Linked DNA regions of Mus musculus: region 1 is linked to region 2. A link is a loop called in an ENCODE intact Hi-C map of the cell type or tissue named here. Cell type or tissue: heart. All regions are shown on one strand. Each heading gives the region's core, and the rest is flanking DNA. Links, peaks and the distances in the headings are about the cores only.

Region 1 (4,385 bases), core at 223-4,222, 150 kb before region 2:
AATCTCCAGAACCCACATAAATGCCAAGTGGGTACAATCCTCCATAAATGTCACCTCCCCCCCTCAGCCCGAAATCAAGCTGAGCAGGCTTGACTGTTATCACCAGCAGATCATAGGGGTGGAGCCTGCCACCCTATCGTTCTGCCACTCCCACTGCTACCGCCTGCCGCCTAGCTGTTCCAGAGTATTCACGTGGTCACCTGCAGCTGGACTCCGGAAGATGATTTGGCGGGAATGGGCCCCTCCCCCTTCTTTATAACCCCGTGTTCCCAAATATTAAAATTGAGCTCTGATCAGAATCTTGTCTTAGCTCCATCCTTTCTCCCGCCGCCTAGATTCCCTCTTTTCTTCCAGATTCCAAGATGCCTTCCAGGCTCGAACCTGGACATGTGAGCCGCTGGCCGGCCCCAACACATAAAGAGACAAGGGATCCCTAGACAAGCTAGTAGCAGGCCTAGCCATCTCTGTAGCTGTGAGTTTGATTGACACGCTCAACCTCATGGAATAAGGATGACTCCCATCACTAATCTCCCGGTGCATGTATCCACACATATACAAAAATGGGGAAAATAAGCTGAGTGTGGGGGTACAGATCTCTCATTCCAGTACTCTGTGCGGCAGAGGCAGGTGGATCTCGGTGGGTCTGAGGCCAGCCTGATCTACAGGGTAAGTTCCAGGATATACAGGTCTACATAGTGAGATCTTTCAAGAAAATGGAAAAAAAATAAAAAAAAGAATAAAAATGTTCCTGGGTATGGTGGTGAATGCTGTTCCGTCATTCAGGAGACCAAGTCAAGAAGGTACCAAGTCCATGCCAGCTTGGGCTACATAGGAGATCCTGTTTAAAAACAGGCCTAGGAGTACATGGGAATTGAAAATGGAGCCATTAGATCATTTTTAGAAGGGCATGAAGGTAGGAGTGTGCGAAGGTGAGGGTGGATCTCAGAAGAAAGGGTTTATTGCAGCTCACAGATTCAGAGAGTGAGTCTACATCTTGGTGGGGGAGCCTGGAAGCAGGTAGGTAGGCATAGCGCTCAAGCAGTAGCTGAAAGTTTACAACTGACCCACAAGTAGTAGGCAGAGGTAGGAGCTAACTGGAAAGGGCTAGGACTTTTGAAACCTGAAAGCCCTCCCCTAGTGACACACCTCCTCCACACAGTTCCACCAGTGGGGAAGCAAGCATTTAAATATATGAGCCCCTTGAAGGGCCATTCTCATCCAGACCGCCACACACGCTCTTCCAGGGTCCCACTCCTGACTTTAGCTCATCTAATGCCTTTGTGTTCCCTAACCACAAAGGTACCACCATTTTGTGCTCTTCTCTTTGGCTACCAGGCTTTTAAGACAATGGCCCCCCCAAGTAATAGGAGTTGGAAAAGGCTGGGGAGTCTGGCATCAACCAGAGCTTGAGCTTGCCTCCCAGAAAGAGGTGTCTTACAGTTTCTACAACTTGCAAGAGAGACTGGAGTCAAGATAATGATGGACCAGCGATGGACTAGGACCACACCTTGACCAGGGCTGCCCTTTCTTTAAAACTAAACCTCATGTCAGGACTCTGAAAGGTAGTGAACTTGAGGGTGGGCAGATGGTCACTGGACCTTTTTGTCCCTCTCCCCAATGTGGCTATATCGAATAAGTCTCCTTTCTCTGTCTCTTCATTATTGCTTATCTCTTTAATTGTTATATTGAGGATATATGCTTGAGCCTAGCTTGTTAGAGCCGCAGGTTCCAAGGTCTAACCCTAACAACTCCAGTACAAGATACCAGCCTCTTCCTACAGGGCAATTAGGGTTTGTCTGGTCATCTGTGAGAGCCTAATCTTCTCCACGAAGATAATTTAAAAGATATTCAAATACATGTCACAAATTACAGTCAGTGTATATAAGCCTCCAATCGGTCTGCTTTTAGATCTGCTTCTGTCAGTATAGTCTTAAAGCAATGCAGCTAAAAAAAAAAAAATATCCAGTATTTCTTCTGTTGCTTTGTGGCCTGCCATTGAACCTTAAAGTCTTTTTTTTTTTTTTTTTTTTTTTTTTTTCCTTGACCTTTTGAGAAACTGCAAAAAACAATGGCAGTCGCAGCTCTAGCCCTGGCTCTCCCTCCGCGCAGCCGCAGGAGTAGGCAGGCTGGACGCGGAAGTAAGCGCGTGCTTCCAGGGTTGTCTGACTCTGAGAGTTGGTCTTTAAGTTGATTCGTTGGACGCCTTTTCTGATGCAACAAGACTTAAGGAAAGAAAAGGATATATATCAATCAATGGTCATAAATTAAATGTCTTGCAATTGTACCTTAAAACTTTTCAAAATCTCGGTACTAAATACACCTCGGTGACTAGTGCCAGGATGACAAGGCATTAGAACCTCCGGGATAGAACGCGCGATTCATTCATTCTTTTGACAATTGAGGGTTTATCAGATACCAGACTTTTGACAGACAGCTGTGTGTCTATCGCGCCAGGAATGATTATTCTTGGTGCTGGGGAGATAAAAAAAAAATGACAAGAATAAATAGGACTAAGAGACTAAGACGAGATCTCAAACGTTATTTCGTTCTTCTGGTGTCAAGCCCCTCTCACGGATTCTAAATTGTCTTTTTCCAGGCTTCCGCCAGGGGATGGACTACAACTCCCATGATACTCGTGTGCCGCTCCTTATTAGAGGCTTCGCTTCTCTCCCTGGCCGCTCAGGGGACGACTACAGTACCCAGAATGCCCTGCTCCCTCGCTTGGGTGTTTTTGCCCCTCTCTTGGCGTTGAACGCGGTAGTGGCTGTCCGGAGTGCCAGGCCTGGGGTTCTCGGTGTCCTTCCCCCGGTCACGGGCGAGGAGGCGACTTGACTTCTGGGCGCCGAGCCCGGGCGCGCGCGCAAGCGGCTGCCGTCCCCGCTGCAGGTTCGCGTCCCGCTTTGCTCCTCGCGCATCTCGGCTCGGCGGCAGCCCGGACGGCCCGGGACTGACGGCCCCAGGACAGGGGTGACCGTCGCGGCTGCGGGAGCAGAGGCGAAGCTGAGGCCCGGGGAGAGGCGACAGCGGCGAGAGCACCCGGGGAGAGGAGGAGGAGAGAAGATGGCGTCGGAGATGGAGCCCGAGGTGCAGGCCATCGACCGCAGTTTGCTGGAATGTTCTGCCGAAGAGATCGCAGGGGTGAGTGCGGGAGCCCGGGAGGGCTACGTCCGGCCCTCGTAGGCCGCGCCCCGGGGGAGGAACAGAGTCCTGGGAATCCCGGAGCCCGCCACTGACTTCGGCTAACAGCGGCGCTGGCCATGTCCCGTGGGGAAAAGGACCCAGGAGGCCATCGAGCCTGCTCCGCGCCTTCGGTGCTCAGATCCTCCTTATACGCGGCGACTCTTACTACAGAGCTTTCATTATCCCTAATTAGCTTCACTCTCCATTAAGTCTACAACACTTGGGTTTTTGCCCTATATGCTGGCTGTTGGAAGATGGGAGCGAGCGGCTTCCTAACGTTGTCGTATAAGCGCCCTACTTTACCTTCTGATGCCATTTCTTAGGATAAGCGGAGCAGTGTCTGCGCCGAAGGATTCTATCCTCTCCCAGCTCCAACTTTGTTGCTGGGGGGCGGGGAGGGGAGTTTACCCAGGCTGCAGGCAGCACAGTCCAACATTACCCCCTCGGTGCTTTTTTAAAAAGTTGTTTTGCACTTGTTTATTTCGTTAGATGGTAACCTTGGTGCCTGTGTGTAATGTAGTGGTGCCTCGACACGTTTGCTAAGCATGGAGGCTGGCAGATTTAAAAAAAAAAATACATAATTTTTCTAGGAGTTGGGAAAAGTTGGACGGAGAACAAACGTTATATAACTTTGAAAAAGCAGCTTTGGTGAACAGATGCAAGCTCATTAATGATAGCGTTGATCACAGCCTATCAGGAACCCTTAGGCCCTAAACTTAAGCCATTCAGACACAGTAAAGACTTAAAATGTAGTATCAACAAGCGCCGATACAAGTAGCAAAGTTACAAAGACAACAACTTTCAACAAACTCAGCGTCATCTTTTGCCAGTGAGGGCAGGGGACACCTATCAGAACAGATTGTCCACGGTGACTGTAAATAGCTCAGACAATTGGGAGCCTAGTCTCAGAGGCCTCCAGTTGAAAAAGCTCCCAGGAAATGAGTGACTCTTTATTTAACACATCATCACACAGGATGTTAGGGTCAGTAGTTGGGATGTGCCGTCGGTGATGAATATTTGGAGTGAATAGACCAGAGGAAGATAGTTTGGGTGAGGAAATGAGAGGGAAGTGGGGGTAATTTAAAAAAAACAAAACAAAACAAACCACTGTTGCCTGGTGAGTTTTAAGTTTTGTATTCTTGTGAGGCTAAGTAAGGTGTGAAGTCTGTTTTCCTGTACTCTGTGTGATATCACACAACCCAAGG
Region 2 (4,385 bases), core at 105-4,104:
ACAATATTGTAAAGAATTTAAATCTGGTGATACTTTTATTTAGAACTCACCAGATATGTTTATCAACAAAACCTCACCAACTGACTTCAAATAATATGGGGCGGGGGGATCAAGGCTTAAATCTGTATCTTTAAGCATGAATTACATTCTTGTACAACTTATTACCTATTTCTGATATTTTTTTAAACCCCCTCCTTGCTATATTGTGTGGGCATTTGGGCATTAGTAGTTAGGCTGCAAAGAACTCTCATAATGAATACTTATGTTTCGGGTACTACTAGGTGGTTTAAGAAGTGTCAACAATTTGAAATTTAAAACAGGTGGTAATTATGGTTGGACCAAATGGTGCTAAAAGGTTTTGTAGCTTCATTTTTTTTAAGAATGGAAGTGATTTAATGCAACCCCCACAAACATGAATAGAAAAGATAGCAGACTAAATAGCGAGGGCCAAGGAGTACTTAGCTTCTCTCCTTAGTCACTAGTTTTCTGGAATCTTAAGGTACGTTTCACAGATAAGATTGCACAGCATTTCAGAGTGGAAAGGGATGTTGTAGAGTTTACGAGCAGATGAGAAACTAAAGGCTAACCCAGTTATCGGCCAACTTAAAATCCACCGATGCTTTAGTTTTTAAATAAATATGCAAAAAAAAATTTTTTTCTTATGTGGTTGCTTCTATTTGGAGTTTCTAAATCAATTTTTGTTTATCCTCCCCGCCTCCAATTTAAGCTAAAACGTGTGTGTGTGTGTGTGTGTGTGTGTGTGTGTGTGTGTACAGGGCCCCTAAGGAGAATCAGCACACATCTTGTAGATGGGGGTGGGGGGAGGGGGAGGCGGGATACAAACCTGTTTCTTGAATCGACCCCAATACATTTCAAAGTTTCCCCCAACACACACACATTTTTTTTCTCTCAAAAGAAACAGAAATCAACAGTCTATGAGCTTGGTTTTCTTTTGAAAAAAAATTTTTTTTAATTTTTAATTAAAAAAATCCTAATCTTTTTTTTTTTTTTTTTAAACTAGGCAAGACCGAAGTTTGAGGTAGACGAGCAGGCGAGCCGTTTGCCCGGGCGCAGAGCATGAAGGCCGGGCGGGCGCGGGGAGCGGGCGCCCGCCGCCCGGCGCGGGGGTGAGCGAGAGAGAGAGCGGAGCGCGTGTGGCCGGCGCCGCTCGGCCTGGAGCTCCCGCGCCCGCGCCCCGCGCCCCGCGCCCGCCGCCGCCGCCGCCGCCGCCCCTGGTGCGATGGCGCAGAAACCCCGTTGACAAGGCACTGCTTTTTCATGACGGTGAGTTTCCCTTTGAGTGTATTATAATTTTGTGATAAAAATTTCAAGGAGAGAGAAAAAAAACACACACACACACAACCTCCTTCCTCTGCCTCTTTTTTCCTTCGGGGAGGGGAGAAGCGAGGGAAGGAGAAGGGGGTGGGGGGAGAGGAGAGGAGAGGAGGAGAGCTGGAGATAGATCTCCAGCCAGACAGAAAAGAAAGAGGAGCAAATTAAACACCGAGTTGCCAAAACCAGGATATTAGGTTTCAGCCCAGAGAGCTATTGGCTAAGGCTGTGTTTTTTTTTTTTTTTTTTTTGGGGGGGGGGTGGGTTTGTGGGTGGGTGATGGTGGTGGTGGGTGGATGTTTAATGGACACGGAGAAAAGGGGAATCGAGTGTGGATGCCTCTCCCGGCGCCGCCAGGGCCCTGGGAAGACCAAGTTCAGTGTCTCGGGCGGGGGCGCGGGCGGGCCGGGGCCGGGGGGCGCCGCGGCCGCGTGGGGGGCCTGGCGCCTGCCTATTTTCCCCCCCTTCCTTCTTCTTCTTCCTCCCCCCCCCTCCTCCATCCGCGGATGCAAATTTCTGGAGCGGGGAGTGGGAGAGCCCGGGAAGGGGGGGTGGGATAAAAAAGGAGGGGAGGTGGCAGCGTGGCGGCTGGCGCTGGGGAGGGGATGGAGGGGAGGGGAGCCTTTTAATGACTCATTGATTGAGCCGCTTTCAAATTAGTTGTGTGCGCCGAGTGTGTGTGTGTATGTGTGTGTGCGCGCCGAGTGTGTGTGTGTATTCCGCCCCCCGGAGCCGCCCGGGGAGCCGCGGAGGAGGGAGCGGGGCTCGGCGAGGGGAGGACGGCGGCGCGGCGGGGCGGCGAGCAGGGGGCGAGGGAGGGCCTGGAGTGACGGCGGCCGGGCGAGAAAACTCAGCTTCTCCAAATCTCCTCCCCTCGCCGCTCGATCCGCACAGACCCCTCGGTCCCTTCTCTACCGCTCGCTGCCTCCGAGGCTCCCGGGTGGGGAGTCCGCCTTTCCGTGCTTCTCGGAAGGGGGGAAAATGGAGCCCGCGTCGGCGGAGGAGACGGGAGGGAAGGCCCGGGTACTCGCTTAACGTTTTCACCCCGGCGGTTTCCTCTTGCCCGCCGCCGCACCCGCGCGTCCGGGGAGAGGCCGCGGCTGGGGCCTGGGCACCGCGAGGCCCGCCGGCTCCCTAGGCCTCATCCCCGGCCTGGGCCGCGGAGCAGGCCGGGCCTGTCGTAGCCGTTGCCGGGCCAGACGCGAGGCCTTGCCGAGGATCCGCGGCCCAGGCCGGGGACGAGCGAGCGTCCCCGCTGCAGGCTCGGCTCGCCGGTGCGGAGGCCACCCGCAAGGCCCCTGCCAGGCGGCGGGACGGAGGGCGGTGGCTGGCGGGGAGCGCTTTTTGTGCCTTGGTGATCCTTTTATTGTGTCTTGATTTTTTTTTTAATTTTGATTTTTTTTTTTTGGTTTTGTTTTTTAGGGTTTTTTTTTTTTGTTTGTTTTTTTGCTTTTTTTATCCCGGCCCAGAGGGCTTCCCAAGTCACCCCGAAAGCGGCTTCTGGGGGTGGGGGCGGCGGGCCGGAGGACGCTAAGATGGCGCTCGGCCTGGCCTGTAGCCAGGGCTGGTGGCGCAGTTGCTCGGCGGCCGCCATCTTCCCTCGCGGCCCGGGCGGCTCCCGGAGTCCGGGAGCCAGGAGCGGGCCGCCGGCTCCCGAGGATGGAGCCGAGGCCGCGGAGACCCCCAGACCCAAAAGGCTGGCTCGCCGCGTTGGGGCTTGAAGGGGCTGAGGTGGTGACGGTTTGCTTTCGGTCGCTTGTCTCGGGCCGAAAATAGTGGGATGTGGTCGGGTTCCTTGGTTGATGGCGTCCCTCCCTGCCTCCGCTCATCCCCCCCGTGTTTTCCTCTTTGATCTCGGGATGGACGGCATAGTCTTTCAGGCTCGGCCGAGGGCAAGACTTTGGGGACCCCCTTGCTTGGTTTTCCTGATTCTTGGGGGTTAGAGCCCCAGCTGACAACGCTAAGGACAGGGTCGTTCTGCCTTCCCGGAACGTGCCCGGCCCAACTGTAATTCATTTAAACCGGTTGTAGTTAGTTGGTTGTTTTGTCAAACAGACCTGGATCTGGTCCCCAGAATGCAGGGACGAGACGGTTGCAAGTGACTTCTAGTTTGGGCCTTCAATGGACTTCATAGACTATCTTAATTAAATCTCTGATCGAAGAAACTCAGTTAAGCTTCAGAGTGTACTTTTTCATTTTGTCTGGTTTTTTTTGGGGGGGGGGGATGGGGGGAGTCCAGTCCAGGCAGGGTTTCTCTGTATTGCTCTGGCTGTCCTGGAACTCATTTTGAAGACCAGGCTGGCCTCGAACTCGGAAATCCGCCTGCCTCTGCCTCCCAAGCACTAGGGATTAAAGGTGTGCGCCACCACCGCCCGGCATACTTTTTCATTTTGTAAAAACCAAGTTTCCTTATATAGATAAATACCGGGCAGGTGTGTAGAGGTCTTAAAACGTTACAGGAGAGGAGGAAGGTCTGGGAAGCTCTGGAGGCACTGGGAGATGGAAATAGTTAATTTTCTAGTGGTTAAAAGTCACAGTGTGTGGTGCTCTTTGTGTCTGAATACAGTAGGTAGGCAGTGGATGTTAGGGACTGCCATACATTGAACACTTCCAGAAAGTGTTTAGTGCTTTAAATACTTGTGGCTTACTCATGACAGACTGTTTTTATTAATCTAGTTCAGGCTAGTAGCCATTTTAAGCAGCAAAAATTGCATTCCCCCACAAAGTTCCACACTGAATCTGACCATCAGAATTAACTGGGAGGTGCTTTAAAATACAGATCTGCCATCTCCATTATTTACCAAGATGAGCTGTGGTCAGTTTTAGCGTGGCACTCCACCTCCAGGACTGAAATTCCGGCCTCATCAGGGAGAAGTTGGAATGAGAGTCCATTGTTTGAGAGCCCATGGGGACAGCTAGTACTCTCGCCGATTTAGAACTAGACTGTACTAGACTAGAACTTGATGTGCGGGAGGGGGCAACATCGGATTTTCGGTCCATATTATTTTGGTTTGAGTGACAGCTCATTATTTTTCCCTTTCTTCCTGCCATGT

Evidence for each region. A loop is a pair of places that touch in the nucleus more often than their neighbours do. Peaks named below come from ENCODE experiments on the same cell type or tissue, not always from the same donor. Only the 100,000 strongest peaks of a DNase experiment are listed, where the experiment ranks them.
Region 1: a loop joins it to region 2, with 3 times the contacts of the local background. A loop is called at or near these places in 1 of 42 quality-filtered maps.

What each region holds. Positions count from the first base shown.
Region 1 is chr17:47,008,895-47,013,279 of GRCm38, reverse strand. Ubr2 (ubiquitin protein ligase E3 component n-recognin 2) reads left to right here and starts at 2,748. Exons shown (of 47, transcript NM_146078.3): 1 at 2,748-3,138. The coding sequence starts at 3,061. In heart, for the core only: a CTCF peak has its summit at 2,597; DNase peaks (open chromatin) are centred at 2,109, 2,729, 3,109 and 4,069; H3K4me3 peaks cover 2,399 bases; H3K27ac peaks cover 2,544 bases.
Region 2 is chr17:46,855,335-46,859,719 of GRCm38, reverse strand. It overlaps a transcript of Bicral not described here. Among named protein-coding and RNA genes, the nearest start is that of Bicral, 26 kb to the right of the region's middle. In heart, for the core only: no CTCF peak of the experiment used is centred there; DNase peaks (open chromatin) are centred at 1,269, 1,789, 1,939 and 2,899; H3K4me3 peaks cover 3,721 bases; H3K27ac peaks cover 3,791 bases.